7 separate regions of the Homo sapiens genome follow, and regions 2, 3, 4, 5, 6 and 7 are each linked to region 1. The links are chromatin loops, found by intact Hi-C in ENCODE. Cell type or tissue: PC-3. All regions are shown on one strand.

The links. Hi-C counts contacts between places; a loop is a spot of excess contacts. Peaks named below come from ENCODE experiments on the same cell type or tissue, not always from the same donor. Only the 100,000 strongest peaks of a DNase experiment are listed, where the experiment ranks them.
Region 2: it touches region 1 in a loop (4-fold over the local background); 18 of 110 quality-filtered maps call a loop at or near these places.
Region 3: a loop joins it to region 1, with 7 times the contacts of the local background. A loop is called at or near these places in 13 of 110 quality-filtered maps.
Region 4: it touches region 1 in a loop (16-fold over the local background); 43 of 110 quality-filtered maps call a loop at or near these places.
Region 5: it touches region 1 in a loop (8-fold over the local background); 8 of 110 quality-filtered maps call a loop at or near these places.
Region 6: it touches region 1 in a loop (13-fold over the local background); 82 of 110 quality-filtered maps call a loop at or near these places.
Region 7: a loop joins it to region 1, with 6 times the contacts of the local background. A loop is called at or near these places in 4 of 110 quality-filtered maps.

Annotation. Positions count from the first base shown.
Region 1 is chr20:51,637,564-51,641,563 of GRCh38, forward strand. ATP9A (ATPase phospholipid transporting 9A (putative)) reads right to left here. Exons shown (of 28, transcript NM_006045.3): 15 at 1,780-1,941. Among named protein-coding and RNA genes, the nearest start is that of NFATC2, 97 kb to the left of the region's middle. RefSeq lists an enhancer at 1,707-2,001. In PC-3, a CTCF peak has its summit at 1,854; a DNase peak (open chromatin) is centred at 1,828; H3K27ac peaks cover 2,221 bases.
Region 2 is chr20:51,765,809-51,769,808 of GRCh38, forward strand. It overlaps ATP9A (ATPase phospholipid transporting 9A (putative)), which reads right to left and starts at 2,582. Exons shown (of 28, transcript NM_006045.3): 1 at 2,494-2,582. The coding sequence starts at 2,561. In PC-3, CTCF peaks have their summits at 1,903 and 2,104; DNase peaks (open chromatin) are centred at 713, 1,443 and 1,843; H3K4me3 peaks cover 1,894 bases; H3K27ac peaks cover 1,947 bases.
Region 3 is chr20:51,698,622-51,702,621 of GRCh38, forward strand. The region is part of intron 4 of ATP9A (ATPase phospholipid transporting 9A (putative)); the gene reads right to left. Among named protein-coding and RNA genes, the nearest start is that of ATP9A, 68 kb to the right of the region's middle. RefSeq lists enhancers at 1-439, 2,854-3,354, 3,355-3,855 and a silencer at 2,849-3,143. In PC-3, a CTCF peak has its summit at 2,324 (motif pointing right); a DNase peak (open chromatin) is centred at 2,330; H3K27ac peaks cover 953 bases.
Region 4 is chr20:51,964,678-51,968,677 of GRCh38, forward strand. No RefSeq gene overlaps it. Among named protein-coding and RNA genes, the nearest start is that of LINC01429, 100 kb to the left of the region's middle. RefSeq lists an enhancer at 3,851-4,000. In PC-3, CTCF peaks have their summits at 1,855 (motif pointing left) and 2,057; a DNase peak (open chromatin) is centred at 1,834.
Region 5 is chr20:52,058,938-52,062,937 of GRCh38, forward strand. No RefSeq gene overlaps it. Among named protein-coding and RNA genes, the nearest start is that of ZFP64, 130 kb to the right of the region's middle. In PC-3, a CTCF peak has its summit at 2,359; a DNase peak (open chromatin) is centred at 2,324.
Region 6 is chr20:52,081,769-52,085,768 of GRCh38, forward strand. It overlaps LOC105372664 (a long non-coding RNA gene), which reads left to right. Exons shown (of 3, transcript XR_936849.3): 1 at 1-1,367; 2 at 1,703-1,794. It also overlaps a transcript of ZFP64 not described here. Among named protein-coding and RNA genes, the nearest start is that of ZFP64, 110 kb to the right of the region's middle. In PC-3, a CTCF peak has its summit at 2,081 (motif pointing left); DNase peaks (open chromatin) are centred at 1,073 and 2,073.
Region 7 is chr20:51,743,157-51,747,156 of GRCh38, forward strand. All of the region lies in intron 1 of ATP9A (ATPase phospholipid transporting 9A (putative)), which reads right to left. Among named protein-coding and RNA genes, the nearest start is that of ATP9A, 23 kb to the right of the region's middle. RefSeq lists a silencer at 1-128. In PC-3, no CTCF peak of the experiment used is centred here; a DNase peak (open chromatin) is centred at 1,585; H3K4me3 peaks cover 126 bases; H3K27ac peaks cover 2,784 bases.

The DNA of each region.
Region 1 (4,000 bases):
TTCAAGGAACCTGTAAGGCTGAAGGAGAAGTTCACAAGCCAAGCCTTAGCTGAAAATTCTCCGCCAGCAGGCAGGGGGCAGGGCCATGTGCCCAACAACCTATGTTATCAATTTCTACTTCTACTTGTGCACTCTGTTTTTTTTTTTTTATTTCCAAAGGTTTTTGGGGAACACATGGTGTTTGGTTATATGAGTAAGTTTTTTAACAGTGATTTATGAGATTTTCGTGCACCCATCACCTGAGCAGTATACACTGAACCCAACTTGTAGTCTTTTATCCCTCACCGTCCTCCCACCCTTTCAGCCCCCTGACTCGCCAAAGTCCATTGTATTATTCTTAAGCCTTTGCTTCCTCATAGCTTAGCTCCCTCTTATGAGTGAGAACATACGACATTTGGCTTTCCATTCCTGAGTTATTTCACTTAGATAATAGTCCCCAATCCCATCCAGTTTGCAGCGAATGCCATTAATTCATTCCTTTCCATGGCTAAGTAGCATTTCATCATTTTATATATATATATATATATATATATATATATATATATATATATATATATATATCTCATAGTTCCTTTATCCACTTGTTGACTGATGAGTATTTGGGCTGGTTCCATATCTTTGCAATTGCAAATTGTGCTGCTATAAAAATGCATGTGCAAGTATCTCTTTCCTCCATGAGGCATGAAACACTTGGGTAGATCAGGGTGGAGAGGATTCTCATTTGTCAAGGAAAAAAAAAAAAAAAAGTCCAGAAAAGATGAAAGAGCCTTATTCCAAAGATCCTTAAGATCTGAAGGAGAGTTTTCTGCAACGAAGCTAAATGATGTGAGGAACCACCCCACTCCAACATAGGTGTGGGACTGAACCAAGGAATCGGTATTTTCAAAGCTCCCTGGGAAAAATCAGACAATCATGCAGACTGCAGAACAACCAGACCAAGTGGCATATGAACACCAGATTTTCCAGCCTCCCCACGACGGAAAGTGTGATCTCCGTGGGTAAAAAGAGAAAACAGAGGGATGGGCACAGTGGCTCACACCCGTAATTCCAGCACTTTGGGAGTCCCAGGCAGGAGAATCGGTTGAGGCCAGGAGTTTGAGACCAGCCTGGGCAGCACAGTGAAACCCTGTATCTATAAAAAATTAAAAAATGAGTCAGCCCTGGTTTTGCAAGCCTGTAGTCCTAGCTACTCGGGAGGCTGAGGTGGGAGGACTCTTATAAATACATTCTTTTAATAAGAATTTAAAAATTAAAAATTTTTAAAAGAGCCAGTAGAAAAACAACATATCAAATCCAATCAGACTCTTCAGACTGGCAAAATTTTTTAACGTGCCCGGCCACAAGGTTTCTTTTTTCATCATTTTGATGAAAATGTTTTGAAACATGAGGGAAGTGGTGGCTGAGCAACACTGTGAATGGACTAAATGCCACTGAAGTTTTCACTTTAAAATGATTATATTATGTGAATTTCACCTCAATAAAAAAATACATGTTCAATATTAAACAAAAGAGAATGAGAGATGTATTACCAAGAAATCCCCAATGGACGTTCTCTTTAACTTTCACTCCAGAACCAGGGACACCATAAGCGGATCAGAGTTACGGGGTGTGTCCAATGAATGAACTAATTTCCTTTCTGCTTAGGGAATTATATTCCCTTGTTAGTCTGGGTGACAGATACCACAGTAAAGAGGGTTAGAAAGAATGTCAACCCACAGGGACACACGCAGCACACCTGGGGTACTTAAGCACTTTAAGCCATGAATAAAAACGACTCACCCGCACGATGATGCCCATACGTTTGCTTTCATAGGTGAAAGGGAAGATCTGTAGGATGGTGAAGTTCAGGATCTGGTCGCCAGGGGTCCTCAGCTGCATGGAAGACTGGTCTCGGCCCACCAGGGTTAAGCCCACACTTTCCGTCCACTGTACCAGGGCCACCTAAACATAACACAGGGTCGAAGGTCAGATGCCCAGCCGAGAATCTGGGTTCACAGGCTGTGCTATGAACACAAAGGCAGAAGGGGGCTCAGAGACAGGGGAATCACAGTAGTCACTGCCCTTAGGGACGCCAAGTGCTCTGTGCTGGCCCATGACAGTGTCTGTTCCTCTGGGTCTATGAGGGCTCCCACACTGAAAGCTGCCCCTCTATAAGGCACAATTCATCTTTTCTAGGCTCAAAACAGGCTGCACACCAGAGGCATGGCGGAAAGAGATGGCACAGAATTAAGAGTGATTGTGACTGGGTGCAGTGGCTCAGGCCTGTAATCCCAGCACTTTGGGAGGCCGAGGTGGGTGGATCACCTGAGGTCAGGAGTTCGAGACCAGCCTGGCCAATATGGTGAAACCCCGTCTTTACTAAAAATACAAAAATTACCCAGGCATGGTGGCGGACACCTGTAATCCCAGCTACCCAGGAGGCTGAGGCAGGAGAATCGCTTGAACCCAGGAGGCAGAGATGCAGTGAGCTGAGATCACGCCATTGCACTCCAGCCTGGGTGACATAGCGAGACTCTGTCCCCGTCCCCACCCCACACCACCCCCACTCCGAAAAAAGGAGCAATTGGCACAATTACGGATCACTCCTGGAAGTATCTGCAACAAGCTAAACAATAAAAAAAAGAAGGAAGAGAATGCTGACTGACACAGCCCTTCGCCTTCAGGCTCTCCTTTCAGCCTCACACACTGCACTGGGGGAGTGTCTTCAGTGGTTCTCAACTGGGTGATTCTGTCCCCCAGGGGACCCGCGCCAACATCTGGGGGAATCTGTACTTGTCACAACTGGAAGGAGGTAATGCTGGTATCCAGTGGGCAGAGGCCAGGGATGCTACAAAACGTCCCGTAACACACAGGACATACCACACCAGAGACTGATCTGGCCCCAAATGTCAATAGTGCTGAGGTGGAGAACACGGGTCCACACAGAAGAGGAAACCAAGGCTCAGAGCAGTTAATGAAGTTGCCCAAGGTGACAGCGCTGGCATGTGGCAAAGCTAGGCCAGACTGGCACCTGGATCCGCCTGGTGTAAAGTTCCACAGCACACACTCTTCCCTTCCAAGAGTCATCGCACGGGTGTCAAGTCAGAACCTTCTCATGGCCTCAGCCAGACATACTCAGCTTAAGGTCAAAGGCATGAGGGTTGCAAACTCCAAGACAGGGGCCAGAGTGTTGATACAAATAGCAAAGAGGGCTGAGTGGGGGCTGTGGCAAGCAGGAGCCCAGCCCCAGCCAAAGGAGGCTGCTGCCACTATACACACAGGTGGCAGTTACTGCCCTGCAGGGACTAGGGCCAGGGTGGATGGAGCTTCCAGTTTCTCAAGAAAAAACAGAAATTTAGACTTCTCCCCGAGACGGCCTAACTTTTAAATGTAAGCAATTGGCCAGCTGCTGTGACTCACACTTTTAATCCCAGCACTTGGGGAGGTTGACGCAGGAGGATCACTTGAGCCCAGGAGTTTGAGACAAGCCTAGGTAACACAAGGAGACCCCATTTCTAAAAAAAAATTTTTTAATTATTAGGGTGGTGGCTCATGTCTGTAATCCCAGAACTTTGGGAGGCTGAGGCAGGCAGATCACCTGAGGTCAGGAGTTCGAGACTAGCCTGGTCAACATGGTGAAATCCAGTCTCTACTAAAAATACAAAAATTAGCCGGAGGTGGTGGCATGCGCCTGTAATCCCAGCTACTCAGGAGGCTGAGGGAGGCGAATCTCTTAAACCTGGAAGGTAGAAGTTGCAGTGAGTAGAGATCGCACCACCCCACTCCAGCCTGGACAACAGAGCGAGACTGTATCTCAAAAAAAAAATTATTATTAGGGTGGGGTGGTGCATGTGTGTCGTCTCAGTTACTCAAGAGGTTGAGGTGGGAGGATCACGATCTGGGAGGTGGAGGCTACAGTGAGCCATAATGGTGCCACACTACTCCCACCTGGACACAGAGTAAGACCCTGTCTCAAAAACATAATAATAGAGCCGGGCGCGGTGGCTCACACCTGTAATCT
Region 2 (4,000 bases), 130 kb after region 1:
TAGCCGGGAGTGGTAGTGGGCACCTGTAATCCCAGCTACTTGGGAAGCTGAGGCAGAAGAATCGCTTGAACCCAGGAGGCAGAGGTTGCAGTGGGCCAAGACCAAGGCATTGCACTCCAGGCAACAAGAGTGAAACTACATCGTCTCAAAAAAAAAGAAAGATTAGTTCCAAAGCTGGTAAATTCTAAAGGGGCTGTGATGCTCCATTCCAACGCAACCTAGAAAACTTACTTTTAAATAAAATTATCTGCACCACTCCCTCTGGCTCTCCATATGAACGGCTCATGTTTCTATCACGCTAATGATCACTTTTGAACAATATTTGCATTTTTCTTTCATGTACTGACTCAAAAGTTCTCAACTCTGACTGCATGTTAAAATCATCAGGGGAGCTTATTAAAATATATAGATAGAAACCCAGGTCCCACCCTAAATTCTTATTTCAAAGGTCTAGAATGAATCAGAAAAGGCTAGTTAAGTTTCCCTGGTGATTGCAATGAACAGCCAGGGTCAGGACACCCACACCTGTTGGGCAGGTCTTCTTTAATTCATCCTTGCATCCCCATCAGCTGGAGTGGCTCCTGCACATAGTAGGCGTCTCATAATTGCTCATGGCACAAATTAATAACCACTGGATTTTAGACTCCACTGATCATATTAATTCATCACAGTATTTACGGAGGATGTACGATGTACCAGGCACTGTTCCAGGCATAGTGTTCAAGTCAATTGTCATCATTAAAACGAAGGAGGCCGGGCGCGGTGACTCACGCCTGTAATCCCAGCACTTTGGAAGGCCGAGGTGGGTGGATCACGAGGTCAGGAGTTCAAGACAAGCCTGGCCAAGATGGTGAAACCCCCGTCTCTACTAAAAATACAAAAACTAGTCAGGCGTGGTGTCGGGCGCCTGTAATCCCAGCTACTCGGGAGGTTGAGGCAGAGAATTGCTTGAACCCGGGAGGCGGAGGTTGCAGTGAGCCGAGATCTCGCCACAGCACTCCAGCGTGGGCAACAGAGGGAGACTCCGTCTCAATAATAATAATAATACTAATAATAATAAACGCAAAACAGAGAAGGGAGGAGTGAGGGAACTATCTTTGGGTCAGACAATCCGGAGTTCAATCTCCATTTTGCAGTCTTCCCTATAGCCCTTAACCTCCGTAACCTCCAGTTTCCTCCTCTGGGTAATATCAGTGAGGCCTCTTCTTCGGAGGATTCAGGAAGCCAGGGACAAAGACCCCACAAAATGGCCGCCAGCACCATTCTTTTTTTTTTTTTTTTTAATTCCACTGACACCTGGTGAAGCCACCCTTATGGTTCACTCCACCCGCCGCGTCTCCTGTTCCGAGCAACTGACGCTGCAATAAGCGGCCGCCACCGGGAAATGCCCAGAGAGGACCAGACGCCCGAGGAAGGGCGGAGCAGAGCGGCCGCAGGCCCCGCCCAACACCGCGCTCAGCCTCCCGCGGGCTCCAGCCTCACCTGCGCGGCCTGTGGAGCTGCACATCTCCAGGCCCCGCCCCCCAGAACTCTGATTGGCGGGTCTAGGCGGGGGCCGGGAAATCTGCATTTGCACCAGCGCCCACCCCCGTCCTTCCCACCCCCGCCCCTCACGCCCAGGTAAGTCTATGGCAGGCGATACGAGAGCCCCGCAAACCTCAACGCGTCACGCTGCCATCCTCCGAACAGGAAGACGGCGAGGCGCAAAATACCAACCCGTCCCCTCTTCCCAAATGCAGAAAAACCCTTGCCTGTTCCGCGCCTAAGCTGCCCTCGGGGTCTCCTACTGCGGGAAGGGCACAGCAGGTGGCAGCCCCTGTCCCAGCCGTGGGATTCCTTCCCCGAAATTGTGGGGGGAGAACACAAGGGGTAGTGTCACCAAGCGGCCAGTAGGAGACCCTCCCACCCTCCTGCGACTGCTGGTTCGGGTCCACCCCGGGCGGAGGGGGAAGGGGCCACCGGAGCGCAGGTGGTCTCGGCGCAGCCTCCTGGGGCTGGGACCCAGGGGCGCTGATGGGGTACCCCGAGGCGTAGGCCGCGCCCCCCTAAAAGCTGAGCATATCTGGGCTCCCGAGTAATGCTCCAAGCGCAGAGCTCGGTGTGACACTGACCAAATTGTTACCTCAGATATTAATTACGGACAGATATTAATTACGGAACAATAAAACGGTGAGAAAGCACGGCTGATCCGAATTCCGCGAGTGTGTAAACAGCACTGGGGCGGGCCCGGCTTCTCGGGGTTTCTAAAGGAAGGTGGGCAAGGAGGCCCAGGCAACCGGGCGCTCGAACCCCAAAGGGCCGGCATCAGGCTAGGTGCCGCCCGGGGCTGAAGCGCAGGGACCCCCTCCCCACCTCCCCGCCTCCCCAGCCCTGCCCCAGGCTCATGGCGCCGGGCGCGGCGCGCGGCCAACCTGTCAGGCCCGGCCAGGCTGGCCCGAGCGCCGGGCTCCGGGAGGCGCGGACAAAGGAAAACACGGGCCCAGGCCCACTCACCCGGCGCGGGGCCTGCTGTCCATCCGCTTCTTCTGGCGCACCGGCTGCAGCGGGATGTTGTCCGTCATGTCGGCGGCGCCGCCCGCCTTGGCCGCCGCGCCCCCCGCGCCGCCTGGGCCGCCGCCCGGTCCGGCCTCCGCGCCGCCGCCCGCCGGCGCCGCGCCGCCCCGGGGGAGGAGGCGGCGGCAGCGGGCGGGCCGGGCCCGCAGCGAGGGGGCGAGCTCGCGAGCGCCGGGCCACGCGCGGAGCGCCCGCGCGGCCCGACCGACGGACACGGGCGCACCATGGGCCCGAGCTCCGCGCTGCGCCCGCTCGCTCCGCGCCGCGCCGCGCCTGCCACGGGGGGCGGCCGGGCCGTGTCCGCGCCGCCGCGACCGCTGCAGTGTCCCCGCCCCCGGCCCGCGCCCGCGCCCCCCACGCGCGCCCACCCGGCCACGCGCCCCCCGCCCACGCCCGCCGTGCGCGCACCCTGCCACCGCACCCCCCGCAAAATCCCACATTCACAATCACATCCCAGCCCTATACACGCGCGCTGTGACACTCATCCCCACCAATATCTGACATGCACAATCACACGGGCACCCGGCCACGCTCACCCCATCAGTCAGTCATTCTCACTCACTCTTGCACCAACGTGCATATTCACGCCCAGGCCCTACACACACACCTGCCACTGCTCACTGCCTGCAACATCTAACATTCACAATCACATGTGAGTCCTGCACACACACATAACACTCTCACCCTCCTGTTGGTCACCATCATCCATGCACCCAGTTTCTCAAGCCTCACACCCATGTGCCTGCAGAAATCACAGTCACACAGGGACCCTCAGCTTATCAGACTCCTTCACCCTCTGACCTTCACCATCCTCACCCTCATTCTCTATCTGGATTCTGGGAACTCACCATGACACACACGCACCTGCCTCTTTCATCCAAACACCCTTCAATAGTCTGAACACCCTCATTCTCACACCAGCCACTTTCTTGGGCTTGCACATGGGCCCCACTCTCAGGCCTCAGACAGTCACCCTGCATTACCTGTCACTGTGATTCACGGTCTCACACACACACCTATCTCCACCGCAGCCCACATCCACACTCACTTCCACACCCTCCCACACAGTGTCTGGGACCCATGAACTTTTCAAAGGCCTGATAAAGTTATGAGAGCAGGAAAAAAAAAACAGAGGGAAGGAACAAAGTGAGGGAGTTTAAAAATCAATATGTAACTAAAGAGCCTGAAATTGTAATAATACCATATAAACTAATCTAAAGCTGACTTTTACATAGTTACATCTAATGACTGATCATGTTGGACGCCGTTTCTTTTTTTTCTTTTTGAAACAGAATCTCCCTCTGTCGCCCAGGCTGGAGTGCAGTGGCAAAATCTCAGCTCACTGCAATCTCTGCCTCCCAGGTTGAAGCAATTCTCCTGCCTCAGCTACCCGGGTAGCTGGGGTTATACATGTGCCTGGCTAATTTTTGTAGTTTTAGTAGAGATG
Region 3 (4,000 bases), 61 kb after region 1:
ATAATGGATGAAAGGGGTTGGAGAATCAGAGGGGTGGCTGTCAACAAACTCTGTGGGAGAGTTGAGGCCAGAATTAGACAGACGAAGGACACTGTGTTTACCAATAACAGACGAAAGGCACCCTGAGATGTGAGAAAGTGGGACAGGTGAATAGCTAACAGCATGCACACGGCCAAAGGCTAGAACTCCTTCAGCAAGACGTAAAGCATCAGGAAAGCAGGGAACAGCGAGAGATGAAAGTGGAAGGGGCCAGTTGGGGCCAGGTGGCCCCACACCCTGTGAGGGAGCCCAGAGAGGAAGAGAGAATTTATTCTGGTGATAGGTGAAATTCACATACAGGAGCAACACCACAAAATCTTTATGATGCTGCTATCTTGTAACAAGCCCATGTAACTTACAAATGTTCAGCTAAGAGAGAGATAAAAAGTAATTATAGGCCGGGCACCACAGTGGCTCACGTCTGTAATCCCAGTACTTTGGGAGGCCGAGGCAGGTAGATCACCTGAGGTCAGGAGTTCAAGACCAGCCTGGCAAACATGGTGAAATCCTGTCTCTACTAAAAATACAAAAATTAGCAAGGCATAGTGGCAGGCACGTGTAATCTCAGCTACTGAGGCAGGAGAATCGCTTGAACCCGGGAGGTGGAGGTTGCAGTGAGCCAAGATCTCACCCTTGCACTCCAGCCTGGGCGACACAAGCAAAACTCAATCTCAAAAAAAAAAAAAAAAAAAAAGAACTTAAAGACTTAAAGACACGAAATAATATAAGTGCACAACTCTAGACTTTTAGTGTCTCACATATTTTACATTTTAACATAATTTAATATCATTTATTTTTTAAGTATTTCACTACCATTGAGATTTTTCAGAGCATTCCAATGTTTTCCTATTGAAACAACTCTCTTTAATCGGTTCCATAAGATTTGTTTTTAACTAATTTTTGTGTGTCGTTAAATCTTGTCATTAAACAATAAGTAGAACTGGCATCAAAAGGTCTGATATAAACACTACTGACTTCTGACTTCTTTTTTTTTCTTTTTTAGACGGAGTCTCGCTCTGTCACCCAGGCTGGAGTGCAGTGGCATGATCTCGGCTCACTGCAACCTCCACCTCCTGGATTCAAGCGATTCTTCTGCCTCAGCCTCCCGAGTAGCTGGGACTACAGGCACCCACCACCAAGACTGGCTAATTTTTGTAGTTTTAGTAGAGACGGGGTTTCACCATATTGGCCAGGCTTTTCTCGAACTCCTGACCTCGTGATCCACCCGCCTCGGCCTCCCAAAGTGCTGGGATTACAGGCATGAGCCACTGCGCCCGGCCAACACTACTGACTTCTAGAAAGCACTCAACTAACAATGGCGAGCTGAACTAACCCTCGATCGCTGGTAAGACTTCTGGACTCTCCTAGTGTGAGTATTTCACCCTACTAAGTGAGCATCTAGCATCTAATGGCACCTCATTTTCATAAAATGTGATGCTAAACTCAATTCAGTGACCGGAGCCCTGGCCTGCTAGAGAGAGATCCACTGGCCTCCTTTCATTATGTCTTGGGCTTTGGTCAATACATTTACAGAGAGACTGGAGAACATCCAATTAGATGATTAGAAATGGGTAAAGAGGCCGGACACAGTGACCCAAACCTGTAATCTCAGCACTTTGGGAGGCTGAGACAGGTGGACCACTTGAGCCTATTAGTTCAAGACCAGCCTAGGCAACATAGCAAGACCCTGTCTCTACAACAAACACAAAAAATCAGCCAGGTGTGGTGATGTGCACCTACAGTCCCAGCTACTCCGGAGACTGAGGTGGGAGGAATGCTTGAGCCCAGGCGACCAAGGCTGCTGTGAGCTGAGATTGTGCCACTGCACGGCAGCCTGGGCAAAAGAACAAGACCCTGCCTCAAAAAAGAGAGACAGAGAAAGAGAGAGCGCCGGGCATGGTGGCTCACACCTGCAATCCCAACACTTTGGGAGGCCGAGGCGGGCGGATCACCTGAGGTCAGGAGTTTGAGACCAGCCTGACCAACATGGAGAAACTCCATCTCTACTAAAAATACCAAATTAGCCAGATGTGGTGGCACACGCCTGTAATCCCAGCTACTCGGGAGGCTGAAGCAGGAGAATCGCTTGAACCCGGGAGGCGGAGGTTGCAGTGAGCCCAGTTCGCACCACTGCACTCCAACCTGGGCAACAAGAGCGAAACTCCGTCTCAAAAAATAGAAAACAGAGAGGGAGCGAAAGAAAGAGAGAAATGGGTAAAGAGACGGTCTAATTGGCAGAACGATTTCATGGCCTGAACCACTCTTCTTGCTCCACTAGGGGGCAAAAGGAAAAATGAACACAGACCTGTCGTTTTTCTGGGAGCTCAGGAAGGTATTACTTGAAGGAAGACCGTAAATTCAACGTGGCCCTCAGCGCCAATGAACTTTTCCTTCACCTGAGCTTGCCCCAACTTTCCCAAACATAAATTTACACATTGTCTTTGGTTTTATTACTAAAATTTATGCTGCTGACCTGGCCCAAATGATCACACCCGGGTTCAGATCTTCAAGCTCTAGTTACAGGTTCCCTCTTAAAATCTAACTCATAGAAGAGCATGTGTTTTCATTCTTATTAAATAATAATTGCCTATGTATATGTGTGTACATTAGCAGGACAGAGGACAAAATCAGGGAGATTTCACTAAAAGGATCAGCAGGGCTTTCTCTGGCACATATATTTTCCAAATTTTTCACATGAATTGTTTTTCCATTAAGCGTAAGGTTGCTTTCCTAAGAAGAAAAAAATAATAATTAAAATTAGCTCAAATTTTTAAGTGACCAGACCCAGATTTTTCCCTTCTGCAAGTGAGTGCTGATTTATGATCCATTCATTTGAACTCTGCCTCTCTCTGTCCATCTGTTCTGCCTCAACAAAAACCCCTTTAATCCTCTGTGTTTGCAGAGCAGTTTCTGAGTAACCCCAGCAGGCCAATCCTTCATGCAAACACACCTACTGTACCCAACTGTCCATCAGCCAACAGGGCTCTTGCTCCACCTCTAAGGGAGGAAGCAAGGAGCCACACCATCATGAGGTCACTTGGGATTTTTAGCCACGGTCATTCATTAGCATTGCAGTGTTTTGAGGGGATGAGCCTCGGATCTGCAGCTTGAACAAACACAGATTCCCAGACTCTCCCCTTCTGTTGAGCTACTGCAGAGTGCTGTCAATTTGGACTTCTTGCCCCATGTTGTCTTTTCTTTTGGTGATCAAAAACACGTAGTTTGGCTGGGCACAGTGGCTCCCAATCCTAGCACTTTGGGAGGCCGAGGCGGGTGGATTGCTTGAGCCCAGGAGTTTGAGACCAGCCCGGGCCGCATGGCAAAACCCTGTCTCTATTTTTTAAAAAAGTTAAATTAGGCCAGGCGTGGTGGCTCATGCCTGTAATCCCAGCACTTTGGGAGGCCGAGGCAGGTGGATCATGAGGTCAGGCGTTCGATACCAGCCTGGCCAACATAGTGAAACCCTGTCTCCACTAAAAATATATAAAATTAGCCGGGCGTGGTGGCAGGCGCCTGTAATCCCAGCTACTTAGGAGGCTGAGGCAGGAGAATCGCTTGAACCTGCAAAGGCGGAGGCTGCAGTGAGCCAAGACCGTGCCACAGCCCGGGTGACAGTGCAAGACTCTGTCTCAAAAAAAAAAAAAAAAAAATTAAATATCTATAGATACATAGTTTGGGCCTTCATGCTTCATGGTGTGTGTGTTCGTGTGTGTGTGTGTGTGTGTGTGTGTGTGTGTGTGTGTGCATGTAATGAGAGAAAATACAAATAAAACCAGAATGAAAAGGAGAAAAAGCAGCAAGAAGAAAAGAGATAAAAAAGCAGATACTGTTATTTACATTCCCATATTTACTGGGAGTTTTCCACCAGCCAGGCCCTAGGCTTGGCTGTCAGTATTTGACTAAAATGTCCCTCTCCAAGGAGCTCTCAAGTTGGTAGGGAGAAAGAGGGAGAGAAAAGAGA
Region 4 (4,000 bases), 330 kb after region 1:
GTTGGTAGAATTTTTTTTAAAAAAGAAGAAAATTAAATAATGGTGGTATTTTAAAAATATGTATGATATATCCACTTTATGTATCTATGAAAATTGCACAATTAAACATGCTTGTATGTAAGCAGAAGTTTTCTTTTTTAAAAAATGTGGGATGGCTGGGTGTGGTGGCTCACGCATGTAATCCCAGCACTTTGGGAAGCTGAGGTGGGTGGATAACCTGAAGTCAGGAGTTTGAGACCAGCCTGACCAACATGGTGAAACTCCATCTCTACTAAAAATACAAAATTAGCTGGGCATGGTGGTGCTTGCCTGTAATCCCAGCTACTTGGAAGGCTGAGGCAGGAGAATTGCTTGAACCCGGGAGGCAGAGGTTGCAGTGAGCCGAGATGGAGCCATTGCACTGAAGCCTGGGTGACAAGAGTGAAACTCCGTCTCAAAAACAAAAACAAAAAAAGCAAGATGCACCTACAGTGATAAAAAGGATAATGTATAGCTTCAAATGTAGGAAAGAAGGATTAAAAATAAATAAGCTGCCGGGCACAGTGGCTCACGCCTGTAATCCCAGCACTTTGGGAGGCCGAGGCGGGCAGATCATGAGGTCAGGAGATCGAGACCACAGTGAAAGCCCGTCACTACTAAAAAATACAAAAAATTAGCTGGGCGTGGTGGCGGGCACCTGTAGTCCCTGCTACTCAGGAGGCTGAGGCAGGAGAATGGCATGAACCTGGAAGGCAGAGCTTGCAGTGAGCCGAGATCGCGCCACTGCACTCCAGCCTGGGTGACAGAGCAAGACTCTGTCTCAAAAAAAAAAATAAAAAATAAAATAAATAAGCTAACATTTACTTCAAAATGCAGTAAGAAGAAAAACAGGGTCAAATATAAAGAAAGATGGAAATAAAAGGAAATAACCATCTGAAAAAAATTTAAACAGAAAATGTCCTAAAGCTAATATGAAACGTTCGGCCAGGTGCGGTGGTTCATGCCTGTAATCCCAGCACTTTGGGAGACTGAGGCTGGCACATCACTTTAGGTCAGGAGTTTGAGATTAGCCTGACTGAGATGATAAAACCCCATCTCTACTAAAACTACAAAAATTAACCAGGTGTGGTGGCACATGCCTGTATTCCCAGCTACTCGGGAGGCTGAGGCAGGAGGATCGCTTGAACCTGGGAGTTGTTGCAGTGAGCGGAGATCGTGCCACTGCATTCCAGCCTGGGCGACAGAGTGAGACTCCGTCTCAAAAAAAAGCTAATATGAAATGTTAACAGTTGTGGCTGGGCGCGGTGGCTCGCGCCTGTAATCCTAGTACTTTGGGAGGCCGAGACGGGTGGATTGCCTGAGCTCAGGAGTTTGAGACCAGCCTGGGCAACACAGGGAAGCCCTGTCTCTACTAAAATACAAAAAATTAGCCGGGCATGGCGGTGTGCGCCTGTAATTCCAGCCACTCAGGAGGCTGAGGCAGGAGAATTGCTAGAAGTTGGGAGGCGGAGGTTGCAGTGAGCTGAGATTGTGCCACTGCACTCCAGCCTGGGCAACAGAGCGAGACTCCATCTCAAAAAAAAAAGAAATGTTAACAGTTGTTATTTTAAAAGAAGGTTACAAAGCTGCTCATTGTATTTTTTTTTCTACTTTCTGTATTTTTAAACTTTCCTGTTAGAAAATTATACATCAAAAGTAAAGTGTCCCCATGAGGTCATTCTGTCCCCAGGAGTGGGAGGCTTGCCAGGCCTCTGGGTGGGGTGATGCCGTGCTCCTCCCAACCTTGATGCCAGGACTTCCTAACCAGGGGACACCTCATTTCGGTTCTGGTCAGCCTGGCTTTACTTCTCTCCTTACTGCCCCCTTATGGTAGCCATTTGCCAGGGTTTTGTCTTCCTTGGTTATGTCCCTAGCTAAGAGTGTTCTGGAGCCTTGATGTGGATCTTGTGTAGAGGATGAAAGCTAAAAAGTCAGGGAGCCACTTAAGGCATCCCTGGCCTGGGGAAAGGAGCCTTCCTTCTTCCCATTTCCCTTGTCAATGATGCCGGCTCCGTGGATTCTACTCCCATACTTGGGTAGATAATCTGGAAGTCTACTCCTCATCTTTTATGCAGGTTTTAGTTCTGGATAGTTCTTCAATCCTGTCCACTTCCCACTCCCACCCCCAAACGGTGCACTATGTATGAGCCATGCAGTAGGTACCCCGCATAAAGGGAAACTCGCACCTCCCTTCCTCACAGACTCCCATGGCGGGGAAGCTGGACTTGGCACAGGTGGAGTCCTGGGGAGTAAGTTCTTGGGCTGGCATGTTCATCATCTCACTGGTGGGCTCACCTTGGGCAAATGACAATTTCTCTAAGACTCAGTTTCTTCTTGCAGAAAACTAGGACCACAAACTGGGTATACATTAAGTAGATAATGAGTGTTTGGACTTTTGTTTACTGTGTATCTTTCCCAGTTTGTCTGGAGGGCATAGTCTTTCATGGTTTCGTTCAGCATGGTTTTCTTAGAGCGTTTATGCATGCCTGTCACATGTAGGCATTCTGGAAATATTTGTTGAATGAAGTACTTTTGCTTTGTAGTTTTACTTTAAATCTTCCCTTACTTCTCTTGGAGATTTTTTTTTTTTTTTTTTTTTTTTTTTTTGTGACGGACTTTCGCTCTTTTTTTTTTTTTTTTTTTTTTGAGACGGAGTCTCGCTGTCGCCCAGGCTGGAGTGCAGTGGCGCAATCTCGGCTCACTGCAGGCTCCGCCCCCTGGGGTTCACGCCATTCTCCTGCCTCAGCCTCCCGAGTAGCTGGGACTACAGGCGCCCGCCACCTCGCCCGGCTATTTTTTTGTATTTTTAGTAGAGACGGGGTTTCACCGTGTTAGCCAGGATGGTCTCGATCTCCTGACCTCGTGATCCACCCGCCTCGGCCTCCCAAAGTGCTGGGATTACAGGCGTGAGCCACCGCGCCCGGCCCGGACTTTCGCTCTTGTTGCCCAGGCTGGAGTGCAATGGCGCGATCGATCTCAGCTCACCAAAACCTCCACCTCCCAGGTTCAAGCGATTCTCCTGCCTCAGCCTCCTGAGTAGCTGGGATTACAGGCATGCGCCACCATGCCAGGCTAATTTTGTATTTTTAGTAGAGCCTGGGTTTCTCCCTGTTGATCAGGCTGGTCTCGAACTCCTGACCTCAGGTGATCTGCCCGCCTCGGCCTCTCGGCCTCCCAAAGTATTGGGATTACAGGTGTGAGCCACCATGCCCAGCCTAGGAGGAGATATTTTTAAGGGTTTAAAGAACATACCTAGACATAGAATTGTTGGGTCGTGGGAAATTCACACCTTCAGCTTCAACTAGATATCACCAATTGTTCTCCAAAGAGGTCTGCCAATTTCTACTCCCAAATAGCAGTTTATAAGGGTTTCCTTCTGTTCACGTTCTCTCTAGAACCTGGTACTTTCGGATTTTAACTGCTATGCCATCCTGATGGGAATGAAATGCTTTTTCTTTAAAGGGAAGAATGAAAATGGCAGGTCCACTTTAGGCTATACGACATATTGAACAATTTTAATTTTACTGTTACTGGATATTTACATTTTAGTTATCCCAGATCTCAGCTCCGATGTCTCTTCTGGGGAGGACTTTGCTGAATCCCTATATAAGTTGGTTTTCCCTTCAGTCACTGACTATCCCATCTGTCTATTTCCCTTCCCTTCTGTCTATTTCCCTTCCCAAGCACAGAAGTCGGAAAGCATCTTTTGGATTGTACTTGTTTACTGCTTTCTCTCCCAGGAGACTTTAAGCGCCCTTGCCTGTCTTGTTCACCACTGCACCTCCAGGCCTAGCACAGAGCCTGGTACAGGACAAGAATGTACAAAATATATAGAGAATAAATGAAAGAGTGTATGGACTTATTGAAAAGCAGAAGCCAGTGGACTAATTCAACACTGGACTCACTAAAATGAATCTTGACAGTTATAGGCAAGTGCTACTGTCAGATACTCTTCCTTTGTTTTGCCCTTCTTACCTTTGAG
Region 5 (4,000 bases), 420 kb after region 1:
TGTGTATTTTTTTTTTTAGAGCCAGGGTCTTTCTCTGTCATCCAGGCTGGAGTGCAGTGGCACAATCATGGCTCACTGTGGCCTCAATCTTCTGGGCTCAAGCAATATTCTCATCTTGGCCTCCCAAGTAGCCAGGACTATAGATATGCATCATCATGCCCAGCTAGTTTTTAAATTTTTTGTAATGACAAGGTCTTGCTATGTTGTCCAGGCTGGTCTCAAACTCCTGAGCTCTAGCGATCTTCCAACCTCACCCTCCCAAAATGCTGGGATTACAGGCATGAGCAACCACACCCAGCTGCTTTATATTTTTTAATATACAGCTTTTAATGTTTTCAATGAATTCCATGGAGTGAATTTAGCCAGGCTCCTCCCTATTTAGAAACATTTAAGTGGTTTTCAATCTTTTGCCTTTACAATCAGTGCTATCATGAATAACCTTCACAAATATTATTTTGCTCATCTCTGAGATTATCTTAGAAAAAAATCCACAATTTTTCAAGACTAGTTATAATATAAAAATGCCTCCTTCCAATAGCTTAAGAAGTATGTTTCCTAAAATTGAAACTGACAGAGTGATCCTCTTGGGTCACCTTTGTGCGGGATTCTTGTCCAGCTTCCACTTCTCTAACTTCAACCTTAGCCAACTCCAATGACTGACTACAAATCTCATCTTGTTATTTCTTTTCTGAATCCTGAAGCCCAACTGATTGCTACTTTTCCTGAAATGACAGAGAAGGAAAAAACCAGCAGGTATTGAGAATTTACCCTGTGCAGGCACTGGACCAGGAGCATTTATATATTATCTCCTGGAGACTTCACAGTAACTTCATGAGCTTGGTGTTTTTTAAAACTAAGAAAACTGAGGGGCTGGGCACAGTGACTGATGCCTGTAACACTCTGGGAGGGCGAGGTAGGAGAATCACTTGAGGCCAGGAGTTTGAGACCAGCCTGGGCAACATAGTGAGACCCCATCTCTACAAAATATAAAAATTTAGTTGGGTGTGGTGACATGCACCTGTAGTCCTAGCTACTCAGGAGGCTGAGGCAGGAGGATTGCTTGAGACCAGGAGTGAGGTTGCAGTGAGTGGTGATTGCATCACTGCACTCCAGTCTATGCAGCAGAGCAAGATCCTGCCTCTAAAAAAGAAAAAAATTAAAAATTAAAAATAAGACAGAAAATAAAGAAAAAGAAAACTGAGGTTCTGCAAGGTTAAGTCACTTGCCCTAAGTCACACAGCTGGTAGCTGGCGGGGAGAGGGACTCAGTTTCAGGTCTGAGTCCAGGGATTCATCCAGTATCTCTGGACTACTACAATATACATGCAGACCATCCAAGCCAACACTGTCTTGAATACTTTTAAAGCTTTTAATTTTGGACATTTATTTATTATTTATTTATTTATTATTTTGAGACGGAGTCTCCCTCTGTCTCCCAGGCTGCAGTGCGGTGGCGCGATCTTGGCTCACTGCAACCTCTGCCTCCAGTGTTCAAGTGATTCAGCCTCCCGAGTAGCTGGGAATACAGGTGTGCACCATCACGCCTGGCTAATTTTTGTATTTTTAGTAGAGACGGGGTTTCACCATGTTGGCCAGGCTGGTTTCGAACTCCTGACTTCAAGTGATCCTCCTGCCTCGGCCTCCCAAAGTGCTGGGATTACAGGCATGAGCCACTGTGCCTAGCCAATTTTGGATTACTTTAAATTTATGGAAATATTGCAAAGATAGTACAGAGAGTTCCTGCATATGCTTCACCCAGCTTCTCCTGATGTTAGCATCTTAGGTAACCATGATATATTCATCGAAACTAAGAAATTAACATTGATACAACACTATCAACTAAACTAGAGGTTTTATTTGTACTTTGCCAATTTTTTCACGAATGTCCATTTTTCTTCTCCGGGACCCAATCCAGAATACCACGTTGCCTGTAGAATCTTGTACTATTTTAAATTTTTTCTTTCCTGTATGTCTTAGCCCCCCAACTACTTCTGGAGAGCAGAAATATTACGGAACGTTTCTGTTGAGTCTATCCTAGAGCCCTAGAGACAGTGCTGGACCCACAACAGGAAGTCAATCATGATGTGATATGATTTATCCAGCTTGGTCTGATTTGTCAAGGTTCTGGTTGTAGAAGGAAACAGAAAGTTCCATGGCTCTGGAATATCAGGTGTGCTAATGAACAGCTTGTAAAGCTGGGTGGGGGACATCAGCGCCTTGTCACCTTGTCTGCCAGGCGCTGGAGGAAGTGGGAGATTTGTTCATAACACCGGGTCATTTCCTCCCTTCCTGTCCTGACCTCCCAGCTTTTCCCTGACAGCCAGTGGAAGCCATGGCCCAAGTCATTTAGTGACATCTTAAGGTGAGGCAAAGAACTGACAGGGAGCGCTGGCCCTAAACTCAGACGGGAACTTCCAAATCCAGATCCCCCTCCTTAGAGGGGTTGCCACCTGGAAACAGGAGAAATCTAGACCCTTAATAAAAAGAACATTTTGCTGTGTAATTTCACCCCATTCCCACAACCATCTGCTACCTACTATCCATAATGGAGTTTTTAAAAAATATGCGAGTTTCATTCACTTATACATTCAACAAACATTTACTGATACCTCCTGCATTTCAGACAGATTTAGGAGCTAGGTATAGGCAGTAAATGAAAGAGTCCTGACCCCTATCCTATCAATAGTACAGGAAATAGGCAAGTGAACTGCTAACCAATTGTGCTAAGTGTTACACTCATTTATTTATTTATTTATTTATTTAATTTTTAACTTTTTTTAAAGCGTGATTTTTGTTTTTGTTTTTGTTTTGAGACAGAGTCTTGCTCTGTTACCCAGGCTGGAGTGCAGTGGCACGATTTTGGCTCAACGCAACATCTGCCTCCTGGGTTCAACTGACTGTCATGCTGCAGTCTCCCAGGTAGCTGGAATTACAGGCACCTGCCACCACTCCCAGCTAATTTTTGTATTTTTAGTAGAGACAGGGTTTCACCATGTTGGCCAGGCTGGTCTCAAACTGCTGACCTGAGGTGATCCACCTGCCTCGGACTCCCAAAGTTCTGGGATTACAGGCGTGAGCCACTGCGCCTGGCCTGTTACACTCATTTAACACATATTTGAGCACCTCTGGGTGCTAGGCACTTTTCTAAATCCTGGAGATGTGATGGGGAACAAAAAGGTTTTGAAGCAAAGACAGATTCTAATAAAAGGGGAGCCTATTTTATTGCGTTTTTTTGTTTGTTTGTTTTGTTTTTGTTTTTTTTAAAGACAGGGATTTGCTCTGTTGGCCAGGCTGGAGTGCAGTGGCACAATCTCAGCTCACTGCAACCTCTGCCTCCCAGGCTCAGGCGATCCTCCCACCTCAGCAAAGTGCTGGAATTACAACTGTGAGCCACCACACCGAGGCAGGCTATTTTAAATAAAGGAGTCAGGGAAGGCCTCCCTATAAAAGTATTGTTTAATTTGGGCTCTAAGAGATGAAAAAGGCTGTGGCTCATCCCTATAATCTCGGCACTTTGGGAAGTGGAGGTGGGTGGATTGCTTGAGCCCAGGAGCTTGAGGCTAGCCTGGGCAACATGGCAAAACCTTGTCTCTATTTTAAAAATAAAAAATTAAAGAAGAAGAAGAAAAAACAAGACAAAGAGCTAGTTTTGGAACAAGCGTGGAAAGAAGATTCCAAGCAAATGGAGCAGTGTGTGCAAAGGTCCTGAGGCAGAAAAGTCTTGAGCAGGTTGAAGAACTGGGAGAGAAGAAGATAGTGACGAGTGTGCAGTGAACAAAGAGAGGAGAGGGCAGCATGATAAGGCTCTCCTTCCCTGAGTTCTGGGTTAGAGATTGTTGGGGGAGGTATGCCTGGGAAACCTGGCAGTCAGAAGAGAGGCTAGCTGGAGGCAGCTGCAGGCTAACGAGGGGTGTCAGACAACTTCCTGGGGAACGTCATGAGGATTAACTGTGGTTGCTGCTCAGTGAGAGCTTCCTAAAGGTTTGAAGGGGCTTCTGGCA
Region 6 (4,000 bases), 440 kb after region 1:
GCATTGCTACCCAGGCTCGACTTGAACTCTTGGGCTCAAATAGTTCTTCCTAGCTCAGTCTCCCAAGTAGCTGGGACCATAGACACTCATTACTGATGCTGGCTCAATTTCATGTTAACATTTCCCCCTTGCCTTTTATCCAAGGCCAATCACCCTGTTGCTTGTACTTAGGGGTTAACAGACTGGCCTTCCAAATCATGTCCTTTTTATAAATAAAGTTTTATTGGCCCACAGCTAAACTTATTTCCTTCCCTATTCTCTGTAGCTGCATTACAGTGGCCGAGTTGGAACCTCTGTGCTACAACAGCAGTGGCAACAGAGCTGATAACAAGTAGGACCAGCAAAGCTCAAAACATTTACTATCTGGCCCTTAACTGAAAAAGTTTGCGGATCCCTGGGGCTCAGGTGAAGTCAAACTGCAAACATTCTCAGTTTCCTCTTCCAGATCCAGAGGGCTCTGCAAATCAAGGCTGGTGTAAGAATTGCCATTCTGGTCTGTGCCATGTCAGCTGCTCCTTTCTATTAAGGCTGTTTTATTTGGTTATTACCTGTACATTTTAAGTCTCATTCTAGCAGGTTTAGCCAGTTCAGCCCCCAATTCCGAATGATTTAACCCCATCCACTGCCATCTTCTAATTTCCTAGAAATGGTAAGGTAAGACTACCCCTACTCCTACAAGTTTCCTGGTCCTAGACTTCCCTCTTAGCCTACTTTTCTCTGAATCTTGGAATTCTTACCAGTCTCAAAAATTCTTTTAAGTTACCCAAATTCTTTTTAATACTCATTCAGCCTTATTCTCTTGAACTACACTCTCAGCTTTGTGCAAATCCCATTTGTGTCTCTGCCAGAAAATTTGGTATCTTTTAGTGTGTTTTACAAGTCACACTTGCCAGTTCAGAGCAAAGTACTCTGCAGGAGGGCTTGCTACATTCTAAGACCATGGGCCAAATCTAGCCTGCCACCTGTTTTTGTAAAGTTTTATTGGAACACAGACACACTTGTTTTTTCTTGCAATCTATGGTTGCTTTTGCACTAAAACCACAGAGCTGAGTAGTTGCAAAAAACTTTATGGCCCCACCCACTGCCTGAAGTAAATATTGGGTTCACAGCTTTTTACTCACCTCTGCTCTATTGGGAATCCAAGTTTGCTGGGTGATACCAGCTTGGATATAAAATCCTTAAAGTCCATACAGCTGTTAACAAAAAATGCCTTCTAAAAAGGCTGATATCTTTCCTCTTTGTCTAAAGAGCTATAACAAGAAGTACAAGGAACGTTTATGTGATTTCAATCTATGGGTTCCCACTTGAAAGGTCAACAACCTTCTAGAACAGAAACGCAGATCAGATTCACGACAAACAGCAGAAAGGTAACAATAGCAACTGTACAATAGCACCAGCATTCAGTAACCAAACACTTTTCTGATCAAAACGATCATCTCCAAAGAGACTAATTCTATCCTGGGTCTCTGTCATCATTTTAATCTTTTCTTCTTACAATAGAGATTCAGCAGTACACCATCACCTACCTGATGTAAAACTTAAACGGAGTCAGATTTGCCCAAACTACCACCATTCACAAAATAAACTAGGTACCTCTATTTCACAAGTGAAATAGTCCCTTCTACACAACCTATAAAATCTTACATCCTTTTTTCTTAGTTTACCAGGAACAATGGATCTACTTAATCTGTTTCAATTCCAGAGATGTTCAGCTTGATGAGGGCACACAAGACTTTATATTTAAAAAGAGTATTTGAAGGAAAGATGCCAAAAGTAGAAACCAAGCAACTTTGGGTAAGTATTATATCCACTGAGATTTCATAACCTCCTAAGGGTCCATCTATGAGAAGAGGTTGGATTTTCAGTAGTTTGTGGGTTCAGCAAACACTAAATGCTTTCCGTGATGAAACAGATGCTGGTGTGAGGCTGTCCCACGTATCACATATCCCAGCACCCAGCACCAAGCTCAGGGCCCACTGGGCCCCTGGACTTTTCTCTCCAAATAGAATTAAACAGAATTTTGAATTCCACAACAGACAAGCACAGGCTGGGCTAGTTAGCTTGATCTTTGGCGCCACCTCCAGATCAAACTGCATTTCGTTTTACTACAGTAGGAACTCATTGAGAAATCCAATGTGCGTTTATAATTAAGTTACTGAATGGGGCGCGGGCTGGGGATGGAGAACCTTCTACCGTAACTGTCTGTGGAGGGCTGCAAAATTGAGTGTTCCTTACATCATGCTACCATGAGTCTGCCTTTTTTATTGTAAGACAACAGGTAAAAGAAACCACACAAACATATAAGGCAAACACTCTTAGAACGATCACCCAGGTTATGAAATAGAAGTTTTCCAGCAACCCCAGACCCTTCACGTACACCTTCCTCACTTTAACCCTTTCCACTCTAGAGATTAGTTTTAGTTTTCTATATCGTCTAAGTTTAATAATTCCATCAGAGATGGATCAGTTTTAAAATTGGAATCCGTTACGTAGAAGCTATCCCCATTGGATAGAGCAGGGCTTGGCAGACCCCGCCTTTGAATGAACAAGTCGACTTGCTCAGATAATCCTTGGAGGGAAGAGACAAATGCGAGGAGTGTCTCCACAGCCCTGCTTTGCTTTGCTTTCGTCACTGTCGCCCAGCCATCGCCTCTGAAGGCCTGTGAAGTTGGAGCGGCCAGCCCCAGAAGTGGTGCCCAAAGCCTGTCTCTCAGTGGCCTCACCTCTGGAGGGCTGGGCAACAGCACTGGTCAGAAGTTCCGACAGCTGACCACCCTCTTCGGCTGAGCTAGAGGTCTTGGCTGGGCTCTAGGGGAGCCTCGAGCTGCCCCACGGAGACCAGGGTGCTGAGCTGTCCCGAGGCACCGCTTTCCGGTGGGAAGGTGACCAAGTCTGAGTTCTTGTTCTCACTCTGATCACTGTGCTGCTTCTTGTGGCATCTCAGAGAGTCATCCCTGACGAAGGAGGCGCCGCAGGTCTCACAGCGGAAGGCCCTCTGCGTCACGATCTTGGCCACGTGCTGGGAGCTGCCCTCTCTGAGCCCTTCCTTGCCCAGAGGGGCCCGGTTCTCCGTCTTGGCCTCGTCCCTGTGCACCTTGTCGACGTGCTTGGCCAGGCTGCTGGGCCGCTTCGTGTCGAAGCTGCAGAAGTCACACTTGAAGGGACGGTCCTTACAGTGGACTCTGCTGTGCACGCGCAGGGCGGCCGCGCTGGAGCAGGAGTAGCTGCACTCTGGACACTTCTCCGGGTGGTCGGCCTGGTGCAGCCGGCTGTGCTCCAGGAGGTCAGCCCGGTCCCGGCCCTGGAAGGCACAGTGCAGACATTTGAAGGTGTGCTTGATGCGGATGTGCGATTTGAGATTCGCCTTCATGGTGCAGCGGACGTCGCAGAACTCGCACTTGAAAGGCTTCTCCCCCGAGTGCACGATCATGTGCCTTTTCAAGTCCGAGCTGATTTTGAACTTGGCGCTACAGAGCCAGCACTGGAAGGGGGTATCCCCTAGCAATGGAAGGTGTGTTTCCATTAGAACAGGCAGGCAAAACAGACCCTCCCACCCCAACCTGCCTTAGCACACTTGGCCGCCATGAGATGGTTGGGTTTTGTGAACTCTAAACCCAACCTCCTAATGACAACACTTGTTGTGCATATTAATGCAATCCTCACAACAATCCTATGAGTGGGTACTATTACCCCCACTTTACAGATGGGACAACTGAGGCTCAGAGAGGTCAAGTTACTTGGCTCAGGTCAAACAGCAGGGATTTGGAACCCAGGCACTATGGCACTCAAGTCCATACTCTTGATGACCCCTTCAGTTTCAAATCTAAACTCCCATTTAACTTGACATCCCAGAATTGAATGTGGAAGAAGAGGTGAGATTTAAATTACAAACAACTGCTTCAAATCAAGCTAAGACCTGTGAAGACGCTTACTATAGTGTTTAATCTATATGACATCAGTTATTGAGCTTGTATTTCAAGTTAAAGTTTCTTACTTTTAT
Region 7 (4,000 bases), 110 kb after region 1:
GGAAGCTGCAGCCACACCCTGCGTGTTGCATGCATGGACTTCAGCTCCCTGGTGCCCCAGGGTTCCAGAGGAGCAGTGGCCCAAAGCTGTGTTGTGGCAGCTGTCACGTTGGTGTTGTGGGTGCTGCTGTTGTTCCTTAACACCAAACTGAAACTGGACCGTCTGACACTGCCATGACAAATAAACTTCCATCCCACATTCCAGACAGGCTGGGGAGATGGGCTGCAAGACCGAAACTGATTTTTTTTTTTTTTTTTTTTTGAGACGGAGTCTCACTCTGTCACCCAGGCTGGAGTGCAGTGGCGGGATCTCGGCTCACTGCAACCTCTGCCTCCCGGATTCAAGCGATTCTACTCCCTCGACCTCCCGAGTAGCTGGGATTACAGGCGTGCACCACCACGCCAGGCTAATTTTTGTATTTTTAGTAGAGACGGGGTTTCACCATATTGGTCAGGCTGGTCTGGTCTTGAACTACTGACCTCGTGATTCGCCCGCCTCAGCCTCCCAAAGTGCTGGGATTATAGGCATGAGCCACCGTGCCCAGCCCAAATCCTTTAAGAGTAAGAAATTAGGCCGGGCACGGTCGTCACGCCTATAATCCCAGCACTTTGGGAGGCTGAGGCGGGCGGATCACGAGGTCAAGAGATCGAGACCATCCTGGCCAACATGGTGAAACCCTGTCTCTACTAAAAATACAAAAATTAGCTGGATGCAGTGGCAAACACCTGTAGTCCCAGCTACTCAGGAAGCTGAAACAGGAGAATCGCTTGAACCCTGGAGGTGGAGGTTGCAGTAAGCCGAGATTCTGGCACTGCACTCCAGCCTTGGTGACAGAGTAAGACTCCATCTCAAAAAAAAAAAAGTTATTTTTCCAGATGAAAAAGGAAAATATGAAATAACTTTCTCACCCATTGATAACAGCCATTCAACTAGGTTAAAGTGTAAGTTTATAAATAACTTCGTTTACACTGCTTCCTGCTTAGACCATTTATTTATTATTTTATTTATTTTTTGTTTGTTTGTTTTTGAGACAGGGTCTCACTCTGTCACCCAGGCTGGAATGCAGTGGCCCAATCTCGGTTCACTGTAACCTCCGCCTCCCAGGCTCAAGTGATCCTCCCATGTCAGCCTCCTGAGTAGCTGGGACTACAGGCCTGCACCACCACAGCCGGCTAATTTTTGTATTTTTAGTAGAGATGGGGTTTCACCATGTTGGCCAGGCTAGTTTCAAACGCCTGACCTCAGGTGATACACCTGCCTCAGTCTTCCAAAGTGGATTACAAGCATGAGCCACCGCGCCCAGCCTAGACCATTTATATAAAGGAAAACCAAAATTGATTTTCTTAGGATTTGACTTTAAGACAAATAAAGGTTTTAACAGCAGATAGTCTGCTAACCAGATGTGCAATGGTTTCATACAATCTGGCTGAAATGCAAAAGCAAATATTAGAGGAGCAGAGCCAAGGGAACAATGTTTCTGAAAAAGGTAACTAATGTAACAAGGAGTTGGCCTCCACAGAAACCATCATCTCTGCTGGGAGTTCCCCTATAATCAGTTAGCACTGCGCAAATATTTGCTGAATTGTCTGCATGACACACCAACCTTCCAGGAAGTTACAGGGTCCAGGAAAGAACAGTCTCAGCATTGACGCTGGGCAGATCCAAGAAGAACATGAAGAAAAATTAAAAGTAGCCAGATATGGTGGCTCATGCCTGTAATCCCAGTACTTTGGGAGGCCGAGGCGGGAGAATCACTTGAGGTCAGGAGTTCGAGACCAGCCTGGCCAACATGACGAAACCTTGTCTCTACTAAAAATATAAAAATTAGCTGGGCATGGGCCGGGTGCAGTGGCTGACTCCTGTAATCCCAGCACTTTGGGAGGCCAAGGCGGGTGGATCAAGAGGTCAGGAGATCAAGACCATTCTGGCCAACATGGTGAAACCCTGCCGTCTCTACTAAAAATACAAAATTTAGCCAGGTGTGGCTGTAGTCCCAGCTACTGGGGAGGCTGAGGCAGGAGAATTGCTTGAACCCGAGAGGCAGAGGCTGCACTGAGCCAAGATCATGCCACTGCACTCCAGCCTGGGTGACAGAGCGAGACTCCGTCTAAAAAAAAAAAAAAAAAAAATTAGCTGGGCATGGTGGCGGGTGCCTGTAGTCCCAGCTATTGGGGAGACTGAGGCAGGAGAATCGCTTGAACCCAGGAGGAAGAAGTTATAGTGAGCCAATATTCTGCCACTGCACTCCAGCCAGAGTGAGATTCTGTCTCAAAAAAAAAAAAGGAAAAAAATTAAAAGCCGTTATGAATTAGTCAACAGCAGTGGTTCTCAATAGCAGGGCGGGGGGATTTTGCCCCCTGCAGACATTTGGCAATGTCTAGGGATGTGTTTGATTGTCACTACTACAGGGAAGTAGGGCACTACTGGCACGTAGTGGGTAGAAGCCAGGGATACTGCTAAACATCCTACAATGCCCAGGAGACCCCCCACCAGAGAGTGTAATCTGGCCCCAAATGTCAATAGTCCTGCGGTGGAGAGCCCTGCTCTGGAGCAGCTCTGCCCACTAGGCTTCTGTGATGATGGAATCATTCTATACTGCACCATCATCCAGCACAGTAGCCAGCAGCCACATGTGGCTGCTGAGTACCCAAAATGTGACATTTAAAGTTTATTTCAATACCCAAAGGAATATACATCATTCTACCATAAAGACACACGCACACAAATGTTCACTACAGCACTATTCACAAAGCAAAGACATGGAATCAACCTAAATGCCCATCAAAGACAGACTGGATAAAGAAAATGTAGTACATATGCACATGGAATACTACGCAGCCATAAAAAAGAACAAGATTGTGTCTTTTGCAGGACATGGATTGAGCTGGAGGCTATTATCCTCAGCACATTAACACAGGAAAAGAAAGCCAAATACCACGTGTTCTCACTTATAAGTAGGAGCTAAGTGATAAGAACTTACAGGCACAAAGAAGGGAAGAAGAGACACTGGGGGTCTATCTGCAGGTAGAGGGTGGGAGGAGGGAGAAGAGCAGAAAAGATAACTGTTGGGCACTGGGCTTAATACCTGGGTACAGCAAACCCCGGTGACATGAGTTTACTGATGTAACCTCAGGTACGTAGCCCTGAACCTAAAATAAAAGTTTTTAAAATTTTTTATTTCATTCACTTAACTGATTGAAATAGCCACGTGGTACCATTATGGACAGCAGTTGTTAAGAGGGCAGTTAGGAGTGGAAGGAGGCTGGGCACGGTGGCTCACGCCTGTAATCCCAGAACTTTGGGAAGCCGAGGCAGGCGGATCACCTGAGGTCAGGAGTTCAGGACCAGCCTGGCCAACATAGCTAAACGCTGTCTCTACTACAAACACAAAAATCAGTCAGGGCTGGGCACGGTGGCTCACGCCTGTAATCCCAACATTTTGGGAGGCCAAGACAGGCAGATCACGAGGTCAGGAGATTGAAACCATCCTAGCTAACACAGTGAAACCTCGTCTCTACTAAAAATACAAAAAATGGGCCGGACATGGTGGGGGACACCTGTAGTCCCAGCTACTCAGGAGGCTGAGGAAGGAGAATTGCTTGAACCCAGAAGGTGGAGGTTGCAGCGAGCCAACATCACGCCACTGCACTCCAGCCTGGGCAACAGAGCGAGACTCCATCTCAAAAAACAAAAACAAAAATCAATCAGGTGTGGTGGCGCACGCCCGTAATCCCAGCTACTCCAGAGGCTGAGGCAGGAGAATGGCTTGAACCCAGGAGGCGGAGGTTGCAGTGAGCCGAGGTAGTGCCATTGCACTCCAGCCTGGGCAACAGAGCGAGACTCCGTCTCAAAAAAAAGAGAAAAGAAAAAGGAGTGGAAGGAAAGGTATGAAGGGAAACTTTTGCTCTTCCTTCTAAATACATCTAAGGTCTGGGTTTTTCGTTTTTTTTTTTTTTTTTCCTGTTTAACTAGGAGAATACAAAACCTAAGTCAGGAAGGA